Linked DNA regions of Homo sapiens: region 1 is linked to region 2. Evidence: chromatin loops called from intact Hi-C (ENCODE). Cell type or tissue: IMR-90. All regions are shown on one strand. Links, peaks and the distances in the headings refer to the core of each region. The heading gives the core; the rest is flanking DNA. Region 1 overlaps ANTXR2 (ANTXR cell adhesion molecule 2). Region 2 has its middle 11 kb from the start of LINC02469.

Region 1 (4,407 bases), core at 87-4,086, 360 kb after region 2:
GGGGTATCTCCCAAATGCCTAATCCCTAGGATCCTCAGTAATAATGTTTTGTTTTGTGGTTTTTTTTTTTATGAGAAAAAATTCAGGGAAGAAAAGAAAAAGAGCAAAAGAGAAAGAAGATTAATACTAATACTTTATAGAAATTTTCAGGCAAATACCTAAGTAGCCTGTTCTTAGAAAGAACATTCCAAAGTGCATCTTTCTTTACAAAATTCTAAATATTCATGAATAAATCAGCTACCGTCCACAGGCACAAACACATTAAGCTCTAAAATCTAGGCAAACAAGAATATAACGGAAAAAGGATGTCATAGAAACGCATGGAAAACTGTGGTACCCTATGGGAGAAATATTGTCAAATGTATAAATCTTGATCTCACCTTCAAAAATATGGTCTTATGTAAGACAGCCCCTATCTGTGACTGTCCATGTACAGAAGGAATACATTTCTCACCAGACCTTTCCCACATGAGGATCCAGCCACAGCACTCATAGAAATGGCACACCATTTGGCTGTGCTATACAGCTTTCAAAAGGGCTCTATGAACATTTGGTTTCCCCTTTTCTTAGAATTCACACCCATGTTCAGAAATAAGGACATGCAACTAGAGGCCATGAAACTGCTAAAAATTTAGTGGTTAGTTTGTTTCTTCTATGCATGTGCCAAGAACAGGAAAATCAGAAAATTGCACTGACAGAACACAAAGTAGATGGGCTAGCCCTGCTAGATACTCAAAATTTTTTATTTTTCCCTTAAAAAAAGCCTCCATTAGTAGCATCGACAAAATATTATGCATCTCCAGATACAAATATAATTTATTATTACAATATTATCATATCGACTGATTGCAAAGATTTGTCTTAAAAAAATTAAAAATGGCCGGGCACAGTGGCTCACACCTGTAATCGCAGCACTTTGGGAGGTTGAGGTGGGCGGATCACAAGGTCAGGAGATCGAGACCATCCTGGCTAACATGGTGAAACCCCATCTCTACTAAAAATACAAAAAATCAGCCAGGCATGGTGGTGGGCGCCTGTAGTCCCAGCTACTCGGGAGGCTGAGGCAGGAGAATGGCGTGAATCTGGGAGGCGGAGGTTGCAGTGAGCCAAGATCATGCCACGCACTCCAGCCTGGGCGACAGAGAAAGACTCCATCTCAAAAAAAATAAATTAAATAAATTAATTAAAAATAAATTATGCACTTTCTAAAGACCTACAGACCTAGTATATATATAAGCCAAACATGATGGGAAAAGCGTCAGGGAAAATGCAACCTGGTCTTGCTATCTATCTATCTATCTATCTATCTATCTATCTATCTATCTATCTGTCTATCATCTATCTATCTATCTATCTGTCTGTCTATCATCTATCTATCTGATGACTATTTCATTTACTGGATTCTTTTTGAAATATTCAATATCAGGAATTAGGAAACTATGGCACAAAGGTCAAATCCAGCCAATCTATTTTGTAAGACCCTGGCAAGCCAAGAACATTTCTACCCTGTTTAAGAAAAATGACATTTGAGTAATAAATATTTATTAGAACTTTTTCAGTTCTAAAGAGAGGCATGCCTATGTAAAACTGAGAAGCTTCTAGTTTCGCTCGTGATATAGATCTATATGTAATCAAATCTAGTTTCATACTCTTCTTCATCTGACTCTTAAGTCCATAGTTTGCAACATGGTATCTGATTACGGGACTGAATTCTGTAGTGTTCCACATTTCCCCAATATGTTTATAAAGTTTTGGGCAAAATGAAACTGTTTTTCTTTCATGACTAACATCTTTCTTGCTCTGATAGTGGCTCTGGCTATCAAAACAAACACAATGGGAAAGCCTGAATTTGTATCCAGTTAACCGAGCTGATGTCTGGGATTAGTGTATTCAGGGACTGTGTCATCTGCATCTAATTTCCTTTTCTTCACTAAAAGCAAGTTATAGAATAAAAAACTTTATTCTGCCAAATATAACTAAAATTCTAGTGAAGAGAATCATAGAGATATAAAAACAAATCAGGGTGACTGCTGCCCTTGCAACATAACTATGGGACAGAGGAATCACTGGAAAGTTTCAAAAGAGCATTAGTTATTATTGCTGCAATCTATCTAGAAAATAGTGAATTCACAGCAGCCACATTAGAATGAAACAGACACAGAACGGGGAAAATGGGTCTCCACAATTTTGTTTCATGAATTTAGAGTTAGGGAAAGAAAACAGAGTCATGAAACAGATAATTATTTCATTTACTGGATTCTTTTTGGAATATTTGATATCAGGAATTAGGAAACTATGGTACAAGAGTCAAATCCAGCCAATCTATTTGGTAAGACCCCAGCAAGCTAATACCTTTTTTTTTTTTACAGTATTACATAAAGCTGAAAAAATCAAAAGAAGAATATGTTACAAGAAATTCCAATGTCAGTGTACATAGTTTTACTGAACACAGCCATTTGTTTATATAATGTCTATAGCTGTTTTTGCACTACAATGGTAGAGTTAAGTAGTTGTGACAGAGACCATATGGCCCCCAAAGCCTTAAGTATGTATTTACTATTTGGCCTTCTACAGGAAAAATTTGCCAACCCTTGTCCTATATAAATCAATGTAGAATCTGGTTTAAAATGGCAACTTGTGGAAGTGTTCAGTCAGGGGGTGGGGGAGACAGACGTGGGTTCAATTCTGAATTATAGCATTTATCAGACTGCAAAACTGGGCAAGTAACAACCTTTCAGAGCCTCCAGGCTTCAAGTATCCCTTTTGCAGGGACAGTAAGGACTGAAACCACCTGCTGTTACACTCATCAAACCATGCACCTCTTTGAGGGCTGGGTCCACATAAGAAGAAGTACCTTCTAATGTATTTGGATAAAAGTGCACTGAATGTTGGAGGTATCTTCCTGTTCCTCAGTTTTCTCATCTGCAAAATTAACATAATCTGAACAGCCTCCTCTTGGATTGTGAGTGCTAAATGAAGCCATAAAGGATTTAGCACATATACAGCAGAGCTGAACACAGCGTCTAGCACTTAATACTTGCTCAGCAAACAGGTTCTTGGTATTGTTATTGCAAAAGAGTCAGAAGACCAGTGATTCCAAGAGAAAAAAAAGGACATCTTTCCATTATGTTTTTAAAAGCAGAGATCCATTTTAAAGATCTTTTGAGGAGAGATGAACATAAAGGATTGTCTAAATACAAACCCTCCTCAGACTCTAATCTTAAATCTCTTAAATCTAAAACTTAGTTTCCCCATTTTAAACTAGATATATGGTTACTTTCAATCATTCATTTAGGAAATAATTTTGGAGCACTTGCTCTGTGTAAGGACCAGTTGTGAGAGACGGGCAATAAGCACAGCACAAGCCCTGCCGTCAATGTCTCAAGGCTGGTAAGAAAGGCTCAGAAGCAAACAGGAACTCACAGCTCAGTTCCTAAGGCCTCAATAGGACTGAGCCCTGGATGTTCCTGAAGCATACAGAGGAGCTTCTTTATTTGTGAGATTTTAACAAGGACTAACCAATGACTACAATAATAGTGTTCTACTTTGTTTGGCTTTCAAATGCCTGAGCAAGTAAAAAGCATTATCCTCACAATGAGCAATATCGCTAACTGCATTTCACCTGTTCACCATATGCAAATATGCCTGAAAGACTAAATATCATTTAAATCCAAGGTCCAGGTATTCATCATAGTATTACCCACTATACTCTTCTATTTTCAATAGATATTTCATACATAAATCAGCAGGTGCATCTCATCAGCGCAAGTCTCACTTTTCATATCTATGGAATGGTAATATCACTACCACAGGCAACAGGAATTTGAGGTTAAATACAAGGCAATGGTTAAATTTAAGGAGGAAAAATAATTTTCCTATAATTACTGTCAACCTGAAAAATTGAATTGTAGTATTTATTATCCTGTAATAACTAGTGGAATAATAAAAGTCATAAGAAAGAGAAGGCTTCAAGTCATCAGCCTTGGCAGACACGGGGAGATCACCGGTGACCCCTCGGACATTTTCTCAGCCCTGGCTCACCTTGGCCTCTCCCAGGCATGTACTGCTGCCCTCTCTTCACCTTGGAATTCTATCTTCCTTTGTCTTCTTCACTCGGTGTCTGGTCTTCCCACGTCTTAAGCAGTTCTTTCTCTTATTTCTTCACTTACTTTATTCATCAAGACAGCCTTACCTATTTCTTCTGCTTGATTAAACTTTAAACTTCAGTCAAATTGGATTTCTTCTAACTGTGGGTCTTGGATCTCCCTTTTCTTTAAGAATCTACTTTTAAAAATTTGTGGCCGGGTGAGGTGGCTCACGCCTGTAATCCCAGCACTTTGGGAGACTGAGGCGGCCAAATCACAAGGTCAGGAGATTGAGACCATCCTGGCCAACGTGGTGAAACCC
Region 2 (4,407 bases), core at 121-4,120:
TCCAATTAGTTCCCACCACCAGGCTATGAATTTTGTAAAAGCATGAATTTCCTCGATTCTGACATCTACCACTATGAAAAACCCTTAATAAGTATAAATACATGTTGGTTGAATTATCTAATTATTTAGTGGTTGAGCAAAGGCTACAACTCAAGCTTCCTGACATCTAGTTCTGGCTTTTTTTTTTTCCAGGAAAAATTAAGGTAAAATAAGAATCCTTGATTCTTCAATTTGAAAAGTTTGTTCTGGGGAAAATCTGGTCCTGTGAATTTCAAGTTATTCTATGATGCTCTAATATGTAGCTTTTCATTCTGCCTGGACACAGTTGATACAAATTCACATGAATATTAAATAGTTGGGAAGGGAGTAGGGACTTTCCTTTAGCAATTAGGAAGTGAGACAATGCTTTAGTGTGAATATCCTGCTGGGTGGTTGATATATGGTATGACTCAGGCACTGTGCTTATGCATTTTAAATTGCTTTCTTTACAACTCTAGTCTAGAGGAAATATCATGTCTGAGCCAAACTGGGACAGGGCATTCCAACCCAGTAAAGTGAAACTGAGAAATCTCAAACAGGCACCATACTCCTTGAACTTGGCTACTCTAATTACGTAGAAATGAATTTCACGATGAGCTCCTCTAACATACTGTACTTATGAAAAACCAAAAGCATATAAACAGAGCGTGAACAAATGTTATTTCCAAACCCACTTAAGTTGCTTAAGCTGTGGAGCTCCTGGCCCTAATTTTAGTAGCAGCATTAACAGCTGGTGGAAATAATGCCATGGTTTGTAGATGTGAAATACCATAGAAACCTGATCAGTTTCTCTTGATGAGGTAACATCAGACTCACAATAAATAAGTGCAAGTTTTGTGGTTTTTTTGATTCATCTACTTAAGAAAAAGCAGCTATTATTTTATGCCAAAAATGTGAGCAGTGGTTCCTACTCTTCCCTTTGCTATTCCCTCTTAAGTCAGTGATAAAATATACATGGAACAAATTATCTCAGTCTGCCAATTATGGTTGGAAGTATAACATTATCCTTTAACTTAACATTTATGAAGCAATTTGCTATAGAAATAGGGGTGATGTGATGGTTTTCAGATGGTAAACTGTGTTAACTGCTTGAAAATGCAAACAATTTAGGAGCTGACAGGTTCAATTCTCAAGTAGAGGAGGTGCATTGTGATGTTTGGCATTGGTTAAATATTCAATCATTCCACTACCCTGTCTGTGGGAAATATGCTAATGGGTTATTGCTACAGCCTTTGAACTCCCAGGGCAAGTGAAGCCCAGAATTCCATAGCCCTGATGCCAGTGGGTGTGATTACATTTGATGGATGCAAATAACCTTGGCTTTAATATCTTGATTGATCTGGAATGTATTAAGGAGGAATTTTTATCACACAAACAGAATGCTACAGAATCAAATTCTACTCTAGAAGTCCATTCTGTTTACTCTCACTAATGCCTACTCTCATAGATACAGATATGTCTCCTGACTTTTCTTATTTTATATTAACAACACATATTTTAGCTCAGCCACCACCCAACAAATTAAAATGAGTCCTTAAAAAATAATACGCTTTAATATATCCCATTTTCCAGCAAACAAAACAAAAATGAAATAAAAATAATAAACCTCTCTTACAGAAAGTTTTTAAAAGTTTTTAATTCTAGGAAATTTTATATTTTTAAAGAAAGTACAGCCAAAGATCTGGTTATCATAGACAATAAAAACACAAGTTAAGCAATGGAAGCAGACTATTTTTTCCTGATTACAAAAGAAAGAAAGAAATCTATGGCATGTAGTAATGTGTCCATGTATCTAGTTCACGAGGTTCGTGACTCAAACTGGAAAGTTCACTGAAGAACAGGCAATCATTTTACTGGATTACGCTTTTGGATATGTTTGGATAAGGAAGCTGAGCAAATATTTTTAAATATTTAAGATAAACTTGGAATGTTTGACACAGTTGAAATTTGAGCTTTATTACATGGGCTCATAATAACAGTGAGAGTTTTTCATTCCTGTTCTGGTCTGTGTACATGTTGCACTTTTATTTTTCTTTAGGAGGGATAGGGTACCCAAGGAAAGGAGGGAGAAAAACAAACGGAAATAGTGCACAAAATGTCTCCATAGAAATATAAGGTGTAGCCTTTGTTCTTGTTTCTGTCAAATAGTGAACTTTTTGGTAACATAATAATTATGTTCATATTCTTACTTTATTGCAATCCCACAGTAGCACTGTGTGCAAGGTGCCCTTTACAGATTAGTCTTCCTCAATCAGACAACTGAGGTGAATAAATATGTACAAGTTATTATTAATGCTGAAAATCTCCTCTGGCAGCCCATCTCTTGTTTGGACTGTTTTTGGTTGGTCTTCATTTAGGGATAATGTACTGAGCCAGGACACAGGCATAAACATTAACACTGGCACTGCAACCTTGCTGGCTTGTACTGTGCTAGAATTTATGAGGTCTCTTCCTAGAATTAAGACTCCAGTAGTGATTTAAACCAAATTAATCACTCTGGCCATATTGGTTCAGTTCAACTCTGGAGTATCTTAACTTGGTTAGTGATGCATTTACCAGCAATTAAAATAAATACAAGAATATATATTATTCTCTCACTAAGAGGCAAAACTAGTAAGCATAACATAACGTAATTGTTGAGTTGCTCAGAATTGTCATCAGCCCTTTACTATTTTAAATATCTCTTATAGTTAAGATGCCAGAATCTGTCTATATTATAAAATATATTTATTATATATAAATAAATATATTTATAATATGGTTCATATTTATAAAACATTTATATTTAAAAATTATTAACCATCTTTTTATTAAATGTAATATTTTAAACTAATTTACCTGAAAATAAAATTTAATTACCTATAAATACCAATAATTCTATAAAATAAATGATTTTTCTCTGTCTTCTTCATAACAACCAGCATAGAGATTTGCCCATATTTATATGAGGAAAAAAAGTGGGGCTGTTGAAGTAAAACTAACATATATTTTAAGTCTCTTAGCTGCTAAGTGTTGCCACAATAATGCTGTGTAACCAACCACCCACAACTCAGGGGCTTAAAACAACGATCACTTATTCTTGTTGACCTGTGAGTTCTTTTCTGAGCTCCTCTCAATAGCGCAGGACCTTATGAAATGCAGCTCATAACAATCAGCACATTTTCAACTTTCTGCTTCAAAAGCTCCTTCTCCAAAGCTGGCATTTCAGTAGTTATTTATTTTATTTCTTCAGCGTAACCACAGGTGACAGTCTTACCAAATGTTTTGCCACTACATAATATTTTTTTCGGCCTATTCTATAAGTTTCTTTGCTCTCTGTCACTCAATTCCAAAGCCACTGGCAAATATTTTAAATATTGGTTATGTCAGTACCCCACTTTTAGGTACCGATTTCTGCATTAGTTAATATTTCCACAATAATACCACTTAGAAAATCACTCCGCAATCCAATGGCTTAAAATAACAATTATTTATTAACTTTTGTGTGTTTGTAGGTCAGCTCTGGCTTAGCTGTCGAGGCTGAGCTCAGCTGGTCTTGGCTCCAAGCTGTGAGTCAGGTCTGTGCATGCTCTGGTCTCTGCTGTACGTGAGGCTCAGGTCTGTTCTGTGTGCCAAAACTCTAGGGTCCCGGGTGAACTGCCAATAACTCCCTATGAGAATCTCTTCTCATGTAATTCCAGAAGTGCATGAAACATGCCCAAGCACACAAGCACATCTCAGTTCTCCACTTGTCACATCTGCTACTAACATCTTTTGTCCAACACAAATTACATGACTGACGATCAGGGAAATACACTATGTGTATTCCAAATCCATGGCAAAGTGCACATGTATATTATTACTAAGGGGAACCAAACAATTGTGATCAGTAATTGACAAACAATAGGCCTCATTATTGAAGGACCAATGAAATAATCCAATTTATCATCACTCTACTAAAGATTATGCAAAGTGATACTTAACCTCTTTTTCAATTCCAGTTCCGGCATTCTTATTATATTTTCTAAAACGTGCCAACAGCAAGAAACATTAAGCCAGTTCAATAATTCCATTATCTGCCCAATCATATAGTAGAAAATGTTACTTAAACCAAATGAATAATTTATATATTATATATATATATACACACACACACACACACATATATTTAGGTGATGTACTTTGTAATAGTTAATAATTTTCACAGAAATTAATGACATAGTGGAAATCATCACATCTCACTTAGCTTTCTAACTTATTTTAAAAGGCTCTTTTCAATGTCATCAGGAAATCATTTTTGTTAATTTTTTTCTCAAAAACATCCGGTAAGTTTATATTAATAAGAAGCTTCTTCTCTGAAATTGATTCTTCATCTTGTCATAGTCTACA

The links. A loop is a pair of places that touch in the nucleus more often than their neighbours do. Peaks named below come from ENCODE experiments on the same cell type or tissue, not always from the same donor. Only the 100,000 strongest peaks of a DNase experiment are listed, where the experiment ranks them.
Region 1: it touches region 2 in a loop (7-fold over the local background); 1 of 110 quality-filtered maps calls a loop at or near these places.

Annotation. Positions count from the first base shown.
Region 1 is chr4:80,009,988-80,014,394 of GRCh38, forward strand. The region is part of intron 11 of ANTXR2 (ANTXR cell adhesion molecule 2); the gene reads right to left. Among named protein-coding and RNA genes, the nearest start is that of ANTXR2, 61 kb to the right of the region's middle. In IMR-90, for the core only: no CTCF peak of the experiment used is centred there; a DNase peak (open chromatin) is centred at 1,834; H3K27ac peaks cover 313 bases.
Region 2 is chr4:79,650,493-79,654,899 of GRCh38, forward strand. No RefSeq gene overlaps it. Among named protein-coding and RNA genes, the nearest start is that of LINC02469, 11 kb to the right of the region's middle. In IMR-90, for the core only: no CTCF peak of the experiment used is centred there; DNase peaks (open chromatin) are centred at 729 and 1,859; H3K27ac peaks cover 2,000 bases.